Regions from separate parts of the Homo sapiens genome. Here all the other regions are linked to region 1. The links are chromatin contacts, found by Hi-C or POLR2A ChIA-PET in ENCODE. All regions are on one chromosome and are shown on one strand. The core of a region is the stretch at or near the end of the contact, and the rest is flanking DNA. Distances in the headings are between cores, read along the strand shown. Region 1 holds the start of EIF1 (eukaryotic translation initiation factor 1). Region 2 overlaps TNS4 (tensin 4). Region 3 has its middle 34 kb from the start of CCR7. Region 4 holds the start of KRT222 (keratin 222).

Region 1 (5,227 bases), core at 1,723-4,222:
CTCCAGCCTGGGCAACAAGGGCAAACCTGTCTCAAAAAACAAACGAACAAAAAACCAGTTGACCAGAGAGGGACAAGCTCATAAAGGTTTTTCTTGGCCAAATTCAGGCCCGTTGAGAAGCTGTGGGTGTGGACGAATCCTCCACTGCCCATTTCTATGGTTCCTTTATATGCACAAGATCGACTATATATAAATAATCTGCAAGTCAGGTATTTCTGAAAACAAGTTTTATTTAAATAAGGGTTTAAATACATTACACATAACATTAAAACTGAAGGGGAAAAAAAAACCAAAAACCAGTTTGTTACTTCACATGGCATTGGGCAGCTGCTGCTATTAAGTTGCAAGCTCTACAGCTAGCTACATGACTGATGGATCAGTTTGAGATTTGTTCCCTTGTCAAAAGTTTAACTCTGATAGAAGGTTGGCCTCACATTCTGATGTTTGGACATCCCTTAGCTAGGATATGTCTGGTCGAACAGACCTTTGTGGCAAGCCAGATGTCCTATCACCTCGCTAGCGGTAAGAGGGCCTCTTTGAGCTCTGTCCACCTAGTCAGGTTGGAGACACCAGGGGATCTACCACCAAAAGCTCCCTTCTAGTAGTACAGCTGGTGCTTCTGCCTTACCCCATCCTCTCCTCTCAGATTCACCGAGGACTGTTCAGGTGGTAACATTCTCTTAGGGTAGGGAACTCTGCAGAGGGAGAGCTGAGGAGGTTCCGGCCATAGTTGTTTGTAATCTTAGGGCTCTGGGCTTGGCTGAAACATGACGGTATTGCTTGGTTTCAGGCTTGACACTGCCAGGCGCCTATTGCTTGACCTCTGTTTAAATGAGGGACTTCAAGACTAGACAGCATGGCTCTTTTCAGTTTATTGCATGAAGGAGTTACACTAGTCCAAGTTAAAAGCGGACCCCAAATGGTTACATTATACAAGCTGTGAGGTTTTTAAACCTGTGACAAGGGAGAGAAGGGAAATTCTACTCATTGCAAGGAAATCCTCACTTAAGCTTCAGTGAGCCACAAGCACTTAAAACCCATGAACCTTCAGCTGATCGTCCTTAGCCAGTCCAATCTGAAAAGACAAAAGGGCAAAGTTTTAAATGGGGGACAGGGAGAGTTAAAGCCTCCATTTCTAATGGCAACAACCCTGTCTTCCTGCTACTACACTGCCCAAGAGCCAGGGGTGCGCACAATGGTTCAACAGAGGGTCCTCAGTTAAGAGCTACCTTTTTTGAACACTCAGTGCCTTCCAAGGTTCTGAATTAGTGTGAGAATGAGACTCATCAGGTATCTGAAATCTCTTCAATTATATCAAGAGCTGATCATGTAACAGTATTTTAGTATTAATACTCAGGAAATTCATTTTTAAAAACTCATGTCCTTACAAATACAGGAACAACCCAGCATTTGGCTTATTTTACAATGCATCTATATGCTATTCAAATTTGCATCTGTGAAGTAGATCCACAGAAACAGTAAACCAAAGGTAGACAAGTCCCTTCTGCTTTTTCCTATAAAACAGAAATAAGTCTATGTACTTTAAAACCCAACTGAGGTTTTGCTCAGCCTTACAAAGCCAACTTTTATGTCCCCAGCAGAAGCTAACAGACAGGATCTGAGATTTGCCAGCAGAGAGGCACAAATCAAGTAGTGACTGAACTCACCTCTACGAGGAACTGGCATATGTTCTTGCGTTGGTCACCCTGTAGCTGAATTACTTCTCCATATTCCGGATGCTCAATTACAGTACCATTGCAGGCAAACTTCTGCAAGCACAAAGGAAAACGAATTAGGCCTAGCAAGAGCATGAACGCATTTATCACCCCTTCCGCTAACAATACATACAACACAGCTGGCACCCCCTTGTGGACAAATCCATTATGACTTTCCCAAAATCTCACTGAAGACCTACTTTCTTAAACGCCTTCACTAGTTTCTTTTTATCGTAATCATCAGCGATCCCTTGGACAGTAGTAAGGGTCTTCCTGCCGTTTCTCTGTTGAATTCTTATATGGATATAATCCTCAGTGCCAGCAGGAAGCAGGTCATCACCCTTACTTGCATCAGCAAAGGGGTCTGAAAAAAAAGGTTAAGCTCGTTCAGAGCTGTCAAAGATAGGATGCCACTGCCATCCCCTCGGTCCCCAGGTGTTTTGCGCGTGCAGAAAACAACACTGAAATCGTCAGGGCTTGGGCCAGGCCGAATGTGTCCTTTGCTGGCTCTCCCCGAGCAGGTCAGTCCGGGACGGCCAGCTTCCCCAGGCTCGGGGAACGCCCGGGCCTCCCGCCCTCCCTGGGAAGCCGATCACATGTCGGGGGAGTCCGGGCTGCCAGGCGGTGCCCCACCCAGCTGATGCAACCCGCCGGAACCCGAGCTCCCGAGGCGGGGCTAAGCCTCCCACCCCCATTGGTGCACCCGCTTGCCACTTAGGGCTGGCACCGCCTTTCCCTCCGGATCCGTGACAACGGGTGGTGACGTAACGGACGTGACGCAATGGTGACGGGAGGGGCGGGTGTGGCCCGAGGAGGCCCAGGAGCCATTAGTAAATGCGCCACTGAGACGCCGGGCCCGCCCAAGGGCTGACCTACCGCCTGCTCCTTCCGGTCGCGCTCAGGGTCCGACCCCGGGGCCCAGGCCTTGATCCCGCTGCCCTGCGACCCTGGTCAAGTTTCCCCTGCCCGAGCTTACGAAGGCCCGGAGCGCTTGGCAACTTCCCGGAACACGTCTCCGGGCCCGGAAGGCCCCGCTGCCCCACCCGGGCCCGCGACCTTTCCCATAGCTTACCGAAAGAGTGGAGGTTCTGGATAGCGGACATACGATACGATTCCTTTTCCTCGGTGGAAACGGCCTGCGGAAGGCGGCGGCGGCGGTGGCGGGAGAAGGCGGGCAGGGGGGAACGGAACGTCGGGAAGCGAGGGGGCTCAAGGGGGAGGCTGCTGAATCCTCGGCGGCGGCTCAGTGACTGGGGCAGAGGGGCGGTGCCTGTGTTTAGTTATATAGCCGCGCCTCTGACGCCAGCGCGCTGCCCTCACGTCCTGACCCCACCCACAGCGTCGTGCCCCAAGCGCCCAGGCGGCGCCGCTTCCAATTGGTTTGGAGGCGGGGACATGGGATGGCGCTTGCGCAGGAAGTCTGCGGCAGGAGGGCGTCCTCTTGACTCTAGGAGAGCTGGGAGGGGGAGGGAAAGCTTGATCTGTCTCGGAGCCTGCGCAGTGCGAGTGGACGGTGTCTGGGTGCCGAGAATACCGGCCCAGGTTTCGAGCGCGCCTACGCACTGTGTCCTTTGGTACGTTCCACCTTCTTGACCCTGTTGCATCCCTGTCTTCTCGAAAAGGGGAGTTTCATATGGTAAATGAACACTCCTTAGAGAGGATTTAGATGATGAGCCTCCCAAACACGAGAAATCCCCGTTGTGTCAAACCCACCTACCTACCCACCCTACTACCCACGGAGTCACAGCGGGATTTAGGGCGGCACTTTGATTAATCAACATACAATAATATAATCAAAACGGTAACCGCATAATTTAGATTGCCATTTAGATTTATTCTAAAGTGGGTTAATCCGATCTAAAATTTTCATTTAGATTAGATTAATCCATCTAAGGAAAAAGTGTGCCCAGCTCATTGGCATGAGTTCAAGGTATAGTAACTGGTTCTGGGCCCCCCCGAGAATAATTCTGGCACCAGAGGGCGTCCTTCATGTGGCACAGCTTGTGTGGAGTAGAGCCTTCCTAGAGTTTAGATGAAATATTTCCTTCAAAACAGTCAACCTTTCTTGCTTTCAGTTTATTTATTTCAACACTCAGTTGTAGGGGTAAGTAGAGTGGTGAAAAGAGACCAGGAATTTTAGACTCAAAGGCCTCCGGGGATAGGCAGGTAAGTAGGATCAAGGAGTGCAAACAGCCAAGTGTGATGTAATGGGGTGGACTGGGGGCTGGAGTAAGAACTACGGGCTGCAGTGGCCGCTCACCTCCAGCCCATTGTGCTAGATCTTTTTCAAGAGTGCCAGGAAATCCAGGTGTTTACATAAAATCTCTTGATTTTTAAATATTGCCAATAAATTGATTTTTTTTTTGAGACAGAGTCTCACTTTGTCGCCGAGGCTGGAGTGCAGTGGCACTGTGTCGGCTCACTGTAACCTCCGTCTCCTGGGTTCAAGCAATTCTTCTGCCTCAGCCTCCCGAGTAGTTGGGGTTACAGGCATCCACCACCACGCCCGGCTAGTTTTTTAAAAATATTTTTAGTAGAGATGGGTTTTCACCATGTTGGCCAGGCTGGTCTTGAACTCCTGACCTCAGGTGATCTGCCTGCCTCGGCCTTCCAAAGTGCTGGGATTACAGGAATAAATTGAATTTTTGATACAACACTGCAAGCCAAACAAAAATATGCATGCCCATGGACTGCTGGTTTATGTCCCTGACAGTCAGGGTCACTGCCCTTGTGGAGTTGAAGGCCAGCGGGAGAGAGAGCCACTAAACAAATAATAAGATAATGAGGCTGGGCGCTGTGGCTTATGCCTGTAATCCCAGCACTTTGGGAGGCTGAGGTGGGCGGATCACCCGAGGTCAGGAGTTCGAGACCAGCCTGGCCAATATGGTGAAACCCTGTCTCTACTAAAAATACAAAAATTAGCTGGGCGTGGTGGCGTGTGCCTGTAGTCCCAGCTACTCGGGAGGCCGAGGCACAATAATTATTTGAACCCGGGAAGAGGAGACTGCAGTGAGCCAAGATGGCGCCATTGCACTCCAGCCTGGGCGACAGAGCAAGACTATGTCTCAAAAAAAAAAAAAAAAGGATAATGACAGATTGTGAGAGGTGCCAAAAAGGAGGTAAACAGGGTGATGTGAAAGGGCCAGGCTCCTTCAGATGGGGTGGTCAGAGAAGGCCTCTGGGGAGGCAGCATTCTGGCTGACAGAGGGTAGGAAGGAGTCCACTGTGGGGCAGGGCATGTGCCCACCAGAAAACTCAGAAAAACTCTGAGGGAGGAAATGCTAGGTGTACCTGATATATATATGTGTATGTGTGTGTATATATATATATATGTATATGAGTGTGTGTATATATGTGTGTGTGTGTATTTGTGTATATATGTATATATATATGTATGTGTATATATATATATATATAGACAAGGTCTCACTCTGTCACCCAGACTGGCTGGAATGCAGTGGCATGATCATGGCTTACTGCAGCCTCAACTGCTTAAAGCAGTCCCCCTGCCT
Region 2 (5,227 bases), core at 555-3,054, 1.2 Mb after region 1:
GGTGGCTTCTCCAAGACTGGAGAAGCGGCTGGGAGGCCTGGCCCCACAGCGGGGCAGCAGGATCTCTGTGCTGTCAGCCAGCCCAGTGTCTGATGTCAGCTATATGTTTGGAAGGTAGGTTCTGTAGCTTCTAACATTGCACACACACACACAGGCACACGCACGCATGCACCCCCTAAAATCACTGAAAGGGACCCTGCTCTGTCTGAGCAAAATCTGGGCATGCACCAAAACCAGAAGCAAATGTTTGCTTTTACAGCCTTTCAGATCTCAAGCTGTCCTCAAGCATTTAGAATACAATTCAATATAAAAAGTCTTGACTTATAGCTACCTTTTGGTAAAAGAGCCGTTGCCTTAATGAGGCTCATCTATATCCTTTCCAGCCCTCATACAACCCATCTCAAGGAAGGTTTTTTTAAACCCCAAAACACAGGGCTATAAATAGAATTGGGGGGCCTGAGATGAACTATTTAGGAATAAAAAGGTTCCTTCCTCTGTTGCTGGCAAAACCTAGCAAAGGAGTGAGGCAGCCCTGCCTGGGAATCACAATCATCCCAGCTCAGTTCTCTATAGACCTCACAGCAGAACTGCAGGCACATGCGCACCCATTCTGCCCCAGGAAGACCGAACCACAGGACTCTGCTTCCCACTCCACCTCCAAAGCCACTGGCCAAGGCAGTCCCTGGCACAGAGGCTGGGGATTCCACAGCCATGCCCACTGGCACAGGCCCCTGAGCTCAGGAAGAAGTCTGGCTGGATGTGAAGCTGGCCTTCTCCTGCAGCTGGGGAGTTCCCTCTGCATCAGCCACGGTGTGGTCCAGCGTAGGTTCAGCCCATCTGCAGGGCTCCTGGGAGTCATGGGGGCCTGAAGGGATCCTGATCCGACAGCTCAGTCAGAACGGCCTGGCTGGGAAGGCAGACGGAATGTGGGCCAGCCTATGCCCAAAGCCTGCAGGGGTCAGCTCATTGGCTACTTTAAGTGACCAAAGACCCTACCATCCAAGGACATTTCTGTATCCTTACCATCCCTTGAGGATTAGGTGGGCATGCACTTTGCTGTGGGCTGTAGGGGGTGGGGTATGCAGTGTTCTATTTGGCCTTTAAAGCCATGGGAACCCAGATCACCAGATCCGGAGCCTGACTCTAGCCCCTGAGCCACCTGTTGCCCTAACACCCTGTCTGACTCTCTCCCGCTGCAGCAGCCAGTCCCTCCTGCACTCCAGCAACTCCAGCCATCAGTCATCTTCCAGATCCTTGGAAAGTCCAGCCAACTCTTCCTCCAGCCTCCACAGCCTTGGCTCAGTGTCCCTGTGTACAAGACCCAGTGACTTCCAGGCTCCCAGAAACCCCACCCTAACCATGGGCCAACCCAGAACACCCCACTCTCCACCACTGGCCAAAGAACATGCCAGCAGCTGCCCCCCATCCATCACCAACTCCATGGTGGACATACCCATTGTGCTGATCAACGGCTGCCCAGAACCAGGGTCTTCTCCACCCCAGCGGACCCCAGGACACCAGAACTCCGTTCAACCTGGAGCTGCTTCTCCCAGCAACCCCTGTCCAGCCACCAGGAGCAACAGCCAGACCCTGTCAGATGCCCCCTTTACCACATGCCCAGAGGGTACGTCGTAAACCAATATTTGAAGCAATGTAAGATTTGGGGAATAGACAAAGTGCCAGTGGGTTTCTGCAACAGCCAGTCAACACATTTATTGAGCAACTATTGTGTGTCTGGCACTATGCCAGGTAGTGAGGACACACAGAGGGAAACAGTTTAGAAAGAGACAAAAACAAATCATCACGGTAGGGTAGGATAAACGCGGAGGTAAAGAGATATTCTCAATCATATTGGCCAAAGCTGAAGGAATGATTCTTTCAGTCTGGAGAACAGAGGAAGCGACATCCGAGCTGGATCTGGGAAATGGATCAGAAGTTTGTGGCCAGAGAAGGAGAGGAAAGGCATTCCCAGCAGAGAAAGCAGGGGGTCCACAGTCATGAAGGTGTGGAAGCGCATGGCATGTTCAGGAAATGCCGGAATGTTGGGTGCAGGTTCAAGTCATTGAGAGTAATTTGAAACCAGATTGTGAAAGGCCTTAAATGCCAAGCTAAAAAAAAAAAAAAAAATGGAATTTGCCTTTTAAGCAATAGGGTACCATCAGAGAGCCTCCTCACACAGGAGAGTGATGGGGTCAGAGGTGCTCGCTCAATGGATCACCCTGGCAGCTCAACGGATAGCAGGGTCCTGAACCGGGATAGGGCAGTGGGAGTGGAGGAGAGAGGACAGAACCAGGCGACCCTCAGGATGTGCTTGATGACTAACTCAAGGAGAGCAAGAGGGCGAGTCAGTTCTGACTCTGACGTTCGCAGATGATGAGAACACAGAGGGGGTGGATGGGGTAATAGAGACAATGCATTCCAGTTCAGACAGCCGAAAACCACAAAACAGCAAACACCCTCCTTCCCGGAGTCTGAGATCACAGGCGTCCAAGAAGAACAAACCCAAGCAGTAAACCCAGAAGCTAAGCTCTAGCACCCTGTGGATGCCTCTCCCATGAGCAGAGTCCCCTGCCAACCCCCTGTTCCCCCTCCCTCGGCCATCGGGGGGCTTCTCAGCCCCCACTTGGCCATGACGCTCACAGGCATCAAGGCGACTCCAGAGGGGGTGGGGGTGGAATGTTTACTATAGCCCACTGCTCACTCCCACTCACGAAGCCATGTGGAGGCAAGCAGGAGAAAATGACACTTCTGGCGTGCCTTTGCATCTGCCCTGATCGCTTTCCTAGGACAAATCATTTGCAGATTTTAGTACTTTTTTTGAATGAGTTACTTGAGAGTAAGTGGTCACAACACTCCTTTTCAAGCCGCCAAGGTTGACAGCTACTGCTCTCTGCCTTAGGGACCCAGGGAAATGGCCATTTTGGCATCCCAAAGCGCACATTTACTTAGCCTAGTGATATTCCCATCCTGCTTTGGTCCCATAATATCACCAACTATACCCCCAGATCTTATCAAATTCTGCAAAATATTCCTAAAACAAAATTCATTTTAATTCCATAGACTACTAGAACATTAAAGACCCTCAGAAGCTGTTTAGTCCACTTGGTCCCCTCTGAGCTTCAGTTATCCCATATCAGAGTCAAGATCCAGGCTCCCGCCTCCCAGGGGCATGTTTTTCTGCCCAGATCTGCTATTTTCCTCTCCTTCACGTTTTCTGCCATTTTCTTTTCCAAGCTGAATATTCCCGTAAGGAATTCTTAGGATTATGAAGACGAAGGAGAATGTAATATCAAACATGATGCATTTGAGAATTCCTTGTTTATCTCTTATTTCAGTCCTCACCAGGGGACTCAACAGTAGATTTAAGAAACCATTTCTCCTTAAACTGAGGTTGTATCTATTCATTCCTTATTCATTACCAAGGATACAAGGGCACTTCTGAGTTCTAGATGCACCAAACCCTGGCATCCTTCTGTTTGATTTTCCCTCATCGTAGGCAGTTTGGAGATACAATGGGGTTAGGGTCTGGGATGGTGGTTGAATGAAACCTTGGGGCAATAGAGTAGGGAAGGGTCTCCAGCCTTCTCTGGTGAACATCCCTCAGCTCCCGTCTGTCCAGCCTACAGGGTCCCCCTTCTCTGTCTGTCTCCAGGTCCCGCCAGGGACATGCAGCCCACCATGAAGTTCGTGATGGACACATCTAAATACTGGTTTAAGCCAAACATCACCCGAGAGCAAGGTAAAAGGAAGCACGAGTGACCCCAGAATAGGGTCTGGGTCTTGCACTTTGCATCAGGCAGGGCCCTGGGTTACAGTTAAGGAATGGCAAATAGTGGGTCCTGGGAAGCGGGGGAGGGGGATGTCCTGCTGACCTCATGACCTCCCGAGGAAGTAGGAACCACAGCAAGAATGGTGGAGATTTGACAGTACAAAGGACTTCCTGGGGACAAAAGGTGACTCTGTAACATCTGCTCTGTGAAGACCCTACGGGGCTGGGGACAGGGTGTCCAGGTGGGGCGGTGTCCATCTCTGACTCAAGGATTGTTCCAGCAATCGAGCTGCTGAGGAAGGAGGAGCCAGGGGCTTTTGTCATAAGGGACAGCTCTTCATACCGAGGCTCCTTCGGCCTGGCCCTGAAGGTGCAGGAGGTTCCCGCGTCTGCTCAGAGTCGACCAGGTATGCGTCTGTCTCTGTGCTCACTCAAGGCCTCACTGAGGCAGCGGGGTGTGGTAGGTTCCAGTCCTGGCTCTGGCACTAGCTTTCAGGGTGACATGGCGCCAGTCTTATAACAGCTCCTAGGAGAAGCGTCCACCCCAGTGTTCTCCCCGATGCCCTCCAGCCCCAAGGCACCCTGAAAAACGCCTTTCACAGCAAGCCTGCGTGCTTCTGCCTTCCCGAGCCCCACCCCCACTTCCCTGCTTTTTTCTGATGGTGGGAGAGAAGGAGGAGGGTCCTAGCCCCCTCTAGGCTGCTCTTCTTGGAGTCAAACTGGATTCATTTCCAGGGAACCTAATGTGTGATTACACACGCAGCTAGCTTATCTCACAGGTGATAGCTTACCAGGTTTGTGTACTAGCTCAGCGCACATGTGTGTGATAGCTTATATGCTTTCCTGTGGTCTCCCATGCTTATTTGATAGCAAACATCTATGGAGCATCACCACACACCAGGCACTGTGTGAGGCAGCAGGGATACAGTGGAATCAGACACAGACACCACCTCACTAGGGAGACAGATGAAAACAGATGATTACAGTACAAGGTACCTGGGTCATAGGCCTCACTCAAACCCCAGGATTGCACCTTCTTATTTAACGGATGAGATAACGGAGGCTCCCAGAGTTACTTAATGACTCCAGAGCAATTAAGTGATAAAGGGAGGATGAAACACCCAGCCTTGTGTTCTTGACAGTATGCCTCACTGTCACAATAAGAAAGTGACCTCTGGGGAGGGTGTTACTTATAAAGGACGCCTTGCAAGAGGCAATGAGCCCAGACTGAGGAGGACACTGTGGACTGGTGGAAAGGAGTCAGAAGGTCATTGTTCACCTCCCCACCCCCGGGGCCAGCGTGGCTCCAGCAGAGATGACCTGGTGGGCAGGGGGAGACAGAAACCAGACCAAAGAGTCGACATTTATCTAAATAATTAAGAAGTTTCCTTGCCAGGCACAGTGGCTCACGCCAGTAATCCCAGCACTTTGGGAGGCCGAGGCAGGAGGATCACTTGA
Region 3 (5,227 bases), core at 1,065-3,564, 1.1 Mb after region 1:
TTTTCAGAATTTAAGGAGCAAGGAATTTACTTAGAGAATCAACTCAAGATGCTGGAAAATGTTTTTCTATGTTCTAAATGTAATGCATGTTCGTTGTAACACATGGGAGAAAATTGAGAAAACTCAGAGAAATGAACAGAAGAAAGTCAAAATCCCCTAAAATCCCACCACCTAGAGAAAAAGGGTTGAAACACTTAGACGTATATCCTTCAAGGCATTTTTCCATGGATAGAGCCTTATTTTCCTTCAAAATTGAAATCCTACTATGCTTCCTATTTTGTAATGTTTTTGTCACTTTACTTATTTGATTAACAAATATATCATCAATTGTAATGGCTACATGACATTCTATTGCATATAAACCACTATTTATCCAAATTCATATTAATATTGGCCCCATTTTTGCTATAATTTTTAAAAACATTGCTATGAAAAAATACAATGTCTTTATGAAAAGCCATTCACTAACTCCTTAGGAGAAAAGAAAAAAAAAAGAATTCAGTCAAAAGGCATAGAAAATTCTAAGACTTCTCCTAAATGTTTACCAAATGACTCTCCAGAAAAGTTGAACCAGTTCACATTCCCATCAACAGAGCATGAAAGCACCTATATTTATATGCATGTTGGCACTGGGGATTGAACTTTTCAAACTTAACAAGGTTCGAAAAAAAAATGTTTTCAACCACCAACAGGCAACCCTTCGTTTCAAAGTTCAGCACACCTTTAACGAGCACTGACTATGTGCCAGGTGTCACCTTAGGTGTTGGTGATAAAGATGAATGGAATGCATCCCTGCCCTCTAAGAACTCAAGAAAGGGGAGAATTAACAACTTGGCTTTAAGTCAAGGGAGGACAATATAGATGCTAAATAAAGGTACCAAAGTCACACTGGGAGCAGGAAAGAAAAGCCCACGATTCCTCACAGCAATGCTGGGAAGTCTGAAGGGGTGGCATTTGAGCTGGCTCTAGAAAGGTTGAGTCCAGGCGCTGGTGAGAGGTAGGAGGTGATGATATTTGGCAAACACCAAAAAATGCTGGAAGGCTCGGGGGATTGGAAAGTTATTGCTTCCACCCTCCAGTGGCTCCTATATTTATCAACCGTCTACGGTCAGGAAGCTTCTCCTTGAGTCTCTCCAACAGCCTCCTATTGCAGCTTAAACCCCTTCCTCTCGTTATCTATATAGTGGGAATGGGAGGCAGCTTGAATGCATTCTCCATAAATTCACCTCCAGAGACTTCTAGCCAAGGCAAACACCAAGCATGGTATGATATGTTTTCACTGATGAGTTGGTCCCTTTTGCATTATTTGCTCCTTCTATAAAAACAACATCGACTTGTAATGTCAATATGTCCATTTACCAGCCTGGGCAATATAATGAAACCCTGCCTCTACAAAAAATAAAAAAATTAGCCAGGTGTGGTGGCATGTGCTGGTAGTCCCAGCTACTTGGGAGGCTGAGGTGGGAGGATCAATTGAACATGGGAAGTCAGGGCTGCAGTGAGCTGTGCTCGTGCCACTGCACTCCAGCCTAGGTGACAAAGCAAGACCTTGTCTTAAAAAAATAGAGGTAGATAGATAATGTGTGTGTGTGTGTGTGTGTGTGTATAGTTTTTTGTTTTTTGTTTTTTTAAGTTGCAAAACTCAAGACCATAGGGCAAACATCAAGGTGACCTGAATTCCCCAGGCCGCTGGTCGTTAACCCAACTTTTCCCCCATTATTAGGATGGCCAATGCCAGCCCCATAGAGAGAAAGGGGCAGCCAGTTCAAATCCTGGCTCTTCTACTTAGGCCCTTGTGAATTCCCTTGGGTAAACTCACTTTTTCATCTCCCTGGGCCTATAAGACATGGATGGTATGAATAGTGAAAAGTTAGGTTTGGGGAGGTAAGGGAAGCCTTTTGTTAATAATAATAATAATCACCTGTGACTCCCATCCATGTGGGCTCACGTCAAGCGGGCCAGCCCCTTGCCTTCTCTTTTTGTGAGTCTCTGTGACCCACAAACACACACCCTTTCAACCGAGTCTGCCATGTATTTCAGGAATAACACATGTTCCGGAAGACGGCCTTTCTTGGGAAACTCACTGAAAAATGAATTAAGGGACTTGCCCAACTGTGTCTCGGGGCAGGAGGTAAGAAGGGCATGACAGCCACGGGACCTTTTCCACCCATTGACCGACACTCCCTCTTTCCCCAATTCTGCCCTACAACGTCAGAGACCGGATCAAATTTCCCTACTTGCTCTGTCTTCACCTCCCCTTTCTCCCCTGCTCTGTGACGCATGATGTCCCTGGAGAGTCCCCCACATCATCACAGAACAAAAACAAAAACAGCAGAGAAAAAATGCCAAACCTCGCTCCCCCTGCCCCCTCTACTATGAGTCGCCCACACGATGAGGGTGCTTGGTTTCAAATACTAGAAATGAGATGGCCTTTTTTTTCTTTTCACTTCTGCTATTTACACAGAAGTGCCTCGGTGCTAAACCCACCATAATTCAAGTTTATTTTTGGATTTCTCAGCTGTAGAAATCTACAGAATGCCAAAATGGGCTGAAGCAACTCTGTCAATAGGAGGAAGGAGAGGGTGGAAGGGAATGAATGTTGTCGAGAACCTGCTGCGGGCTGGGGCCTTACTGATGCGATTTCGTTTCCTCCTTACAAAGACTCTTAGAAGAAACCCTATTATCAATTATCTTTTGAAGATAGTGAAACCGAGATTCTATGTAGTTAAGCAACTTGGTCTAAGTTGAACAATTTGTAAGTGGTGGGACCTAGATTTAAAACCAGGACTGACTCAAAAGCCAAACTTCTTGGTCTCAGCCCTCACTCCCACCCACGTCCGCACCCACCCGCTCTCTTGCTTCCACAGCGAATTATCACGTGCCTTCTGTACCCATGTGTTTGCACTCTCTCTGCCCCAGCCCCCTCCTGTACTTTGCCCTTTTCTGCTTTGGAACAAAAACAGGGCCAACCAGAGAAGGTTCGGGAAATTTATGGTTTGGTTTCGTTTCTCCCCAAAGCATAGTACATGTCTGATTTCAACCCATTTAAGTAACTGACTTCGGGCCCTCTGGGAATCCTGTCGGGGAGGAGAGCCAAGGTGGACAGAACTCTAATGGCAGCATGGAAGACGGCCAGACTTGAAGCCACGCAGATCTGCGCTGGAATCCCAGCTTGGGCACTTAAGGCTCTTAAATGCTGCTAGGCCTCCATTTCTTCATCTATACATTGGCAATGACATACCTATCTGGCAAGTAGCTGGGAGACCCAAATGAGATGATGTGAGGGAAACAGCCCAGGTCAGATTCCAGCACATAGCAGACATCCAAGAAATGTCTCCCTCTTTTCCTCTCCCACATCCTCAGGAAAGGGGTTCAGGGCTGCCACCAGGGAGCCTGGCCTGCAGAGAGCTTTGGTAACTCTCTGAGGAAGCACAGTTAGATTCATTTCGGCCTGTCTCAAATATTTGCAGGGCCCAGGCAAGAGTACAAACAGAGGCCTACGCACTACCTGCCCAGATAGTTACATTATAAATAGAGCTAACAGACTTATAAAATAGGTTCCATTTCATAATGAAACTATACATTTTCATAACGACCTAAAGGGTCATGTTTAAATTTAGAATTCTCAGACTCCTTCGAGAACTCTCAGACTCTCCCCTCAGCTCCCCTTCTCTACTCCCCAGCCTGGATACCTAAGCGTCATCTACAGCCACCATAAACAGCCAGGACGTGGTCATCAACAGAGTCTAGGGGTGCATACCAAGCTGTGCAGTCTACCCTGTGGAGGATTTTCCCTGGGAAGAGGCCCATGCAAGCCTGAAAGTGGCTGAGGACTCTTTGGGCCGGGAATACTGGGTCCTGAGACCTGGAGTGTGACATAGAAGGGGGGACATGGACCAGTCCTTCACCTGACAAGGGTACCGTCTGAGGAAGGCCAGAGAAAGACCTCTAAGGTGTGGGTTCCTCCACCTGAATCTGAGGGCAGGCTGCATTTGTTCAGGTGCTATTTACCTATCACTCTAAACAGGAATTCATGCAGTGAGCCGGAGCCACAATAGTGAGCTCATCCATCTTCCTGAGTTAAGCCCTAAATCTGACATTGAAAAGAAATTATACTTTTGATCATTTCAATTTGTTTTCAATAATCTTTATCTTTCTTCACCCCCAGGACAGGAGCCAAGGAGGGGGAGATTCCAACATGCATACATTGGTATTTACACACAGACTCTCTTCTGCTCCATTTTTGTTCTTTGCTTAGAAAGTCTTTGTTCCAAAAACTACAGACAGAAACCAGTTCAGTGGTTGTGAGGAGCTGAGGGTAGAGGAAGGGGTTGGCTACAAAGACACGTGAGGGAACAGTGGTGTGTGATGAAACTATTATATACCGTATGTTGTTGGTGGTAGTACATAATTGTATGAATTTATTTTTTAAAAAATTCTAGACCTGTACGCTAGAATGGGTAATTTTTACTGCGTGTAAAATTATACCTCAAAAAACTATGTAATAAAAACTCTTTGCTCTAAACCATATTTTAAGAAAGGAGCAGGATTTTAAAAGGGGAATGTGTTCGGACATCTAACTTCACTTCCTATGGTGTGACATTCAGGGTGAGTCAGTGTAATGGACACCTGTCACATTCATGATGGCGGCTCATCATCTTACGGACAGCTTTTCTTTCTGGAGGAAATTCCTTTATTATTGTCCTGCCTCCCGAAATAGAAGTCAAGAACTCAAACTCCCGGTATCCCCTGCAGTTAGGACACAGGCATGTGACCTACCCTCCACCAATCAGAAGCACTCATGTAGGCATTGATTCATGTGACCTACCCTCCAGCAGTCAGAAGCAGTCATGTAGGTGCCGATTCATGTGACCTACTCTCCACCAATCAGAAGCAGTCATGTAGGAATTGATTCATGTGACCTACCCTCCACCAATCAGAAGCACTCAGGTAACTGCTAATTCACAAATGAGTACTGTATTGACACGAGGGCTGCATGAGGCTTCTATTTTGCTGGTGTGCAGACAACAGAGGCATTTAACTTTGGGGCTTTTAAAAGAAAAACCTTAGGCAAATTAAATTTAACAGAATTTAGTGGAGCAAAAACCAATGTGTGAGTCAGGTATTCGCCTGAGCCACAGTAGGCTCAGAGAGACACTAGCACAGCCACTTGGTGGGAGATTTACAGACAGAAAAAGGAAGTGAGGTACAGAAACGGCTGGATTGG
Region 4 (5,227 bases), core at 1,327-3,826, 1.0 Mb after region 1:
AAATTATTTACTTTTCTAATAACTATAATGGATTTATGACAATCTCCATCATAATCTCAGTCCATGCACCAAGAATTGTAGGGACCCCACAATTTTATATATGCCATAGCCTTTAATGAGGTATTGTTACTGTTTTATTTAAATAAAGGGTAGTATTTTTGTAAAGGAAAGTAATAATATTTTTTCCTTGAAAAATAAAATTTGAGATCTAGAAATAGTTTACTGCATTACTCACATGCCTGTAAAATACCTTTCTAAATCCTATCCCCTCTGTCTGTCTCAATAAATAAATATTTATTATTATGTCTCAAATTATTGACACAGGGTCCCATTCTGTTGCCCAGGCTGGAGTGCAGTGGTGTGATCTGGCTTACTGCAGCCTCAATCTTCCCAGGCTCAAGTGATCCTCCCACCTCAGCCTCCCAAGTAGGTGGGACTACAGGCTTGCACCACTACTCCTGGCTAATTTTTTAATTTTTTTTTTTTGTAGAGTCTGGGTCTCTCTATGTTGCCCAGGCTTGTCTTGAACTCCTGAGCTCAAGCCATCCTCCCGCCTCAGCCTCCCAAAGTGCTGGGATTACAGGGGTGAGCCACTGTGCCCAGCTATTGAGCACTTTAAATGTGGCTGTTCCAAGCTGAGATGCGATGTAAGTATAAAATACACTTGGATTTCAAAGACAGTATCAAGAATAATGTAAAAGATCTCATTAACATTTTATATGGGTTGCTGCATTTTGGATATATCAAGTTAAATAAAATATAGTCGTAAAATTAATTTCACTTCTTTTTGTTTCAATCTTTTGATATGGCTACTAGAAAGTTTGGAAGGACATCTGTGGTTTGCATTTGTGGTTTGTGTTATATTTCCACTGGACAGTGCTGCTTTATTTAGGGTGCATAAGAAATGCTGGCAGACCTATTTAAAATGCAGATTGCCAGGACTGACCCTCCAGGGAATCTAGTTCAGCTCTCTGTGTTTCAGGCGGATATTAGCAGGAGCTACCTAAAGTAGCAGGAAGCATTTAATTCATTGCTCCCTGAATTTAATTTAGGAATTTAATTCATTGCTTTCTTCTCTCTCCTCCACTCCCAAGCCTAATTCTCTTCATATTTCTCAGTCCCAGTTACCAAGAAAGAGAATCAGTTTGGCCTAGATAATCATTAATGACTCTCTTTAGTCAGAGCTTTCTGTCTCAGCCTACTCCAAAGGTCTCTGACCAATCTATAGATAATCAAGTTGTGACTGATGGGGAAGGTGCAGGAGGTAGGGAGGGGTGGGTCAGAAATAACCTGGAACCTCTCCTCTCACCAGGAGCTGTGGGTAGGACAGCTTTGTTTGGAGAGGGCTGTGAGAATGCCCAGCATAGACTGGCCTGGCCAGATGTGAGTTAATTCAGAAATTAAAAGAGCAGGACATGCATGCAAAGGCCCTGTAAGGGCTAGAACCCAGGTCTGATTATCTCCTGAACTGTGCTCCAGATACAATTCAGCCAAAGCCACTCCACAAATAACAATAATGATAGATCCACTCTCACGACATATTTCTGTCACATCTAGCAACCAGCTGGCAAGATTAAACCAGGAATTTAGAAGGGGAGAGAGAGAACGCAGAGGCAGATATGCAGGGGTAATACATGGAACACAAGCAAGTTGTCAAAGAGCCAGTCCCAGTGATGTCATACATCACTGAGCAACCTTGGGCAAGATGCCTCAACCTCTCTGGCCTCAGTCTTTTCATCTTTACAGGTTAGAAAATGTCAGGGATTGCAAGGATTGGATGGAATGATACGCCAAATACACCCTCCGAAGGGCTCAAGTGATTGCAACGATTGGATGGAATGGTACACTGACTACACCCTCCAAAGGACTCAAGGGTTCTTTTGGTGAATACACCAAAAGGTCTATTTCTTCATCCTTGTTAAAACTTTGGAAATGTTAACTCACAACTCTCATAGTCTACCAGCACTTATCTGCAACATTTTGAGAAAACTAAATATAATTTTCTTTTTTTTTTTTTTTTTTTTTTTTGGAGATGGAGTCTCACTCTGTCACCCAGGCTGGAGTGCAGTGGCTCAATCTCGGCTCACTGCAACCTCCACCTCCTGGGTTCAAGCAATTCTCCTGCCTCAGCCTCCCGAGTAGCTGGGATTACAGGCACCCACCACCACGCCCAGCTAATTTTTGTATTTTTAGTAAAGACAGGGTTTCATCATGTTGGCCAGGCTGATCTCGAACTCCCGACCTCAGGTGATCCACCCACCTCAACCTCCTAAAGTGCTGGGATTACAGGCATGAGCCACCATGCCCGGCAATTTTCTTATGTTATGCCCCATTTCCTTTTCACAAAAATGAACTCCCCCTCCCCTCAAAGTGCTCAATTTTTACAGGGAACCAGTACAGGTTTTTGAAATTTTCCTTTCCTTCATGAAGAATCTGACATTTCTACTATACCAATAACAATAGGAGCAAAGAGTTTACCCTGTATTTGCATAATTAGTTAGAAAGATGAGAATTTCCGTGGCCTCCGAAAAAGGAGCTCTGCATCTTTAAAACTCTGCGAGGCTCCCTGCCTTCCGCGCAGACCGAGCAGACTGCCGCAGCGACTCATCCTATCGATAAGGTTCAGTTAGCCAAGGTGGAGGATGGGAAAAGAATGGAACTGTCCCAGCTACTCAATGAGATCAGGGCAAACTATGAAAAGATCCTCACCAGAAATCAGATAGAGACGGTGCTCTCAACAAGGATCCAGGTAATGATTTCATACAGACAGGCACCTTCCAGAATAAGGAGACAGTCCATGTCTACCCAATTCCTGTCCCGGCCTCTCTGAGGTACAGTATTTCCTTTTCGATGCAGCATCTATTGGGGAAGGAATTTAGCTTCTACTGCAGTGTGACTGGGACTACAGGGGGAAATACTGTGATTATATTGTTAAATTGCCATTAAGTAAGTGTTGATTGATGCATTTGATTTTTATATAAATTGTGAGGTTCCTATCATTAACATGGGGTCAACATACCATAAAATGGTGCACTCTAACCTCTTACAATCTTCAGGAAGGAACCATTCCAAATACCCTTCAAAGATATTATTGGAGTTATTTACAGAGATAATTTAAATAACATCTTTAAAATGAAAAATCTTTAAGTAAGATTTATTAGCATGTACACTTTCTAGAGATATTTCTAAAAGGTTTCTATCATCTTTTTAACGAGTTCCATTTTATACCAGATTGTTATAAATAGAAATCATCTGAGTGTGTGAACATGGCATTCAGAAACAATGATATAAATTATGACCATTGAAATTCCCCAAATTGGTAACGATTCTCCACTAAGATTTTTGCTTCTGTACTATAAGATGAGAAACATTTCTTTCCATTACAAAGCTTGTAATATTTAAGTATTTAAAAAAGAGAAAGAGAGCCTACTTAGATAAGGACTAAATCCTAATTTCATAGACTTAGTTTTAAAGTAACAATCACCTTCAGCAAGTAATTAAGGTCTCAAGTCTTTAAACAAATTTACAAACAAATATTTTAGAAACAAAGATTAAGAAATTTAGGGGATTTTTTAGTTTACCTATCATATATGGGTTCAAGTTATCTTCCAAACCCTGAAATACAGCAAAAAGTTTACTTAAGAATATCACCCAAAATTTTAAAAAAAAAAATTGGTAGAAAAATGTCAGGCCTTTATTCCATTAGCCACTCATTTTTAGTTCCATTGTAAATTTCACCTCTAGATAACATTTTCAGCCTTCATAAAGAATGATCAACATCTTAGATTAAGCAAAGTCACTGGTACAGGTAAGCATTGGGATAGTTCATTCACCTTTACAAACAGAAGAAAAAAATCAATAGATGACAACTTCTAAAAATCATAAACAAAACACTTAACTTTGCAGTAGTAGAAATATGAGTTTAGTTTACAAGTCACAGGGCCAAAATGAGTAAATTCAAATGAAAAAGCAAGACTACGGTGAGTTTTGTTTAAAGTGTCTTTTAATTTGAAACTACTTTAGAGGATTTTCTTCCAAATAACTCAGAAAGTCAGCTGAAATAAATTCAAGACAGCCTGATTAGTTATTTTTTTAAATTTCTAAATAAGCTATTTTAGTTACAGATTGTTGTATAACACCCCAAAACTCATCTGGGACCTCAATCGTCTTGGGGCATGACTGGGCTCACTTATGTGTCTGGCACTTTGGCAGGGCATTGCCGAAAGGCTGGCTCTGCTGGGACTTTCTCTCTCACTTCACGTAGCCTCAGGGTCTCTCTCCATCTGGCCTTTCTACAGGATCTCTCCAGCAGGGTATCCAGACTTCTTGCATATTGGCCCAAGGCTCCCAAAAGCATAGAAGTGGAAGCTATCAGGCTTCCTAAGACTTAGGTCTAGAAGTGGCACAGCATTCCTTCTGCCTCATTCTACTGGTTAAAGCAAGACCCAGGTCAGCCCAGAGTCAATGTAGAAGGGGATCACCCTAGGACTCATCTTGGGAGATAGACTTCTTTAGGGGCCATCTTGGGACTGTAGTTACCGAACAAGCTTAGCTGCCAGTTCCATATTTGAAAGCCACAAGACCAGCAGATACCAGCATTTTTCTGTTTTCTTCTCTCCAAAATTCCTTACTTTACCTTCTGTAGTTGCTCTGGTAGGTGTTGCTTGCTGCCTGACTTTGCCAAGTTAACACTAAGAACAGATTTTCAACAAACCAAAAGAAATGTACGAATTTTGTTCTCCAATACCTTGCCCTAAACTTTATTCATAAACTTTCATTTACTTCAACGTTTTTTTAAAAAAATCTAATGTATGATAAAATTAAATTTTTAAATGTTAAAATATATTTTTATAAGAAAATTAAAAGTTATAAATTTTGCTTCAAAATGCTACAATCAATTCTATACATTGTTCTCACTGTTCCTGGGGCCAAATGTTAAAAATTCTGTCAACAGATACTTTCTTTTCATTTCAACATCAACATAAAAACATTTAAAGCTAAATATAAAATATTCTACTTTTTTAATAGGAGAATATTTAGAAAACAATCCTTAGAGAAGTCATTTTTATTATTTATTCATTTTATTACCCAGATACCCAAAATTAATATGCCTTTTAAAAAGATCATCTTGAAAAAGGTCAATCAACAGATTTTCTTAATATGGAAGTCTATTTGTGAGCCTTATTGCCTATAACAACTTAATTCTCTAAATTACTAGTAATGTATT

Evidence for each region. A loop is a pair of places that touch in the nucleus more often than their neighbours do. ChIA-PET counts read pairs that join two places held with the same protein, here RNA polymerase II (POLR2A). Pooled maps may share reads with other maps.
Region 2: a loop to region 1 is called in a pooled map, with 2.1 times the contacts of the local background. The contact joins the enhancer-like site here to the promoter of EIF1 in region 1. A Hi-C loop is called at or near these places in 1 of 50 pooled maps. POLR2A ChIA-PET finds 5 or more read pairs at or near these places in 5 of 52 experiments (A549, AG04450, BJ and 2 more).
Region 3: a map of OCI-LY7 shows a loop between it and region 1 (5-fold over the local background). The contact joins the enhancer-like site here to the promoter of EIF1 in region 1. A Hi-C loop is called at or near these places in 1 of 168 maps with a recorded cell type or tissue (OCI-LY7), 4 of 37 single-sample maps with no recorded cell type and 10 of 50 pooled maps. POLR2A ChIA-PET finds 5 or more read pairs at or near these places in 11 of 52 experiments (CD4-positive, alpha-beta T cell, CD4-positive, alpha-beta memory T cell, GM12878 and 6 more).
Region 4: POLR2A ChIA-PET joins it to region 1 with 13 read pairs in Caco-2. The contact joins the promoter of KRT222 here to the promoter of EIF1 in region 1. POLR2A ChIA-PET finds 5 or more read pairs at or near these places in 3 of 52 experiments (AG04450, Caco-2 and MCF 10A).

The regions. Positions count from the first base shown.
Region 1 is chr17:41,686,630-41,691,856 of GRCh38, reverse strand. It overlaps EIF1 (eukaryotic translation initiation factor 1), which reads right to left and starts at 2,972. Exons shown (of 4, transcript NM_005801.4): 1 at 2,788-2,972; 2 at 1,916-2,079; 3 at 1,668-1,769; 4 at 1-1,075. The coding sequence starts at 2,818. The coding sequence ends at 1,031. RefSeq lists enhancers at 1,454-2,362, 2,288-2,377, 2,363-3,271 and a silencer at 2,758-3,147.
Region 2 is chr17:40,483,433-40,488,659 of GRCh38, reverse strand. It overlaps TNS4 (tensin 4), which reads left to right. Exons shown (of 13, transcript NM_032865.6): 3 at 1-114; 4 at 1,200-1,624; 5 at 3,653-3,739; 6 at 4,051-4,176. Among named protein-coding and RNA genes, the nearest start is that of TNS4, 16 kb to the left of the region's middle. Within about 2 kb of position 1,804, at least 12 of the 41 ENCODE cell types and tissues checked have a DNase peak (open chromatin) inside an H3K27ac peak, as active enhancers do.
Region 3 is chr17:40,596,403-40,601,629 of GRCh38, reverse strand. No RefSeq gene overlaps it. Among named protein-coding and RNA genes, the nearest start is that of CCR7, 34 kb to the right of the region's middle. RefSeq lists enhancers at 2,232-2,531, 2,739-3,033, 3,460-3,669. Within about 2 kb of position 2,314, at least 13 of the 41 ENCODE cell types and tissues checked have a DNase peak (open chromatin) inside an H3K27ac peak, as active enhancers do; they include CD4-positive, alpha-beta T cell, GM12878 and OCI-LY7, where a contact is called at or near this core.
Region 4 is chr17:40,662,526-40,667,752 of GRCh38, reverse strand. It overlaps KRT222 (keratin 222), which reads left to right and starts at 2,576. Exons shown (of 6, transcript NM_152349.3): 1 at 2,576-2,749. The coding sequence starts at 2,654.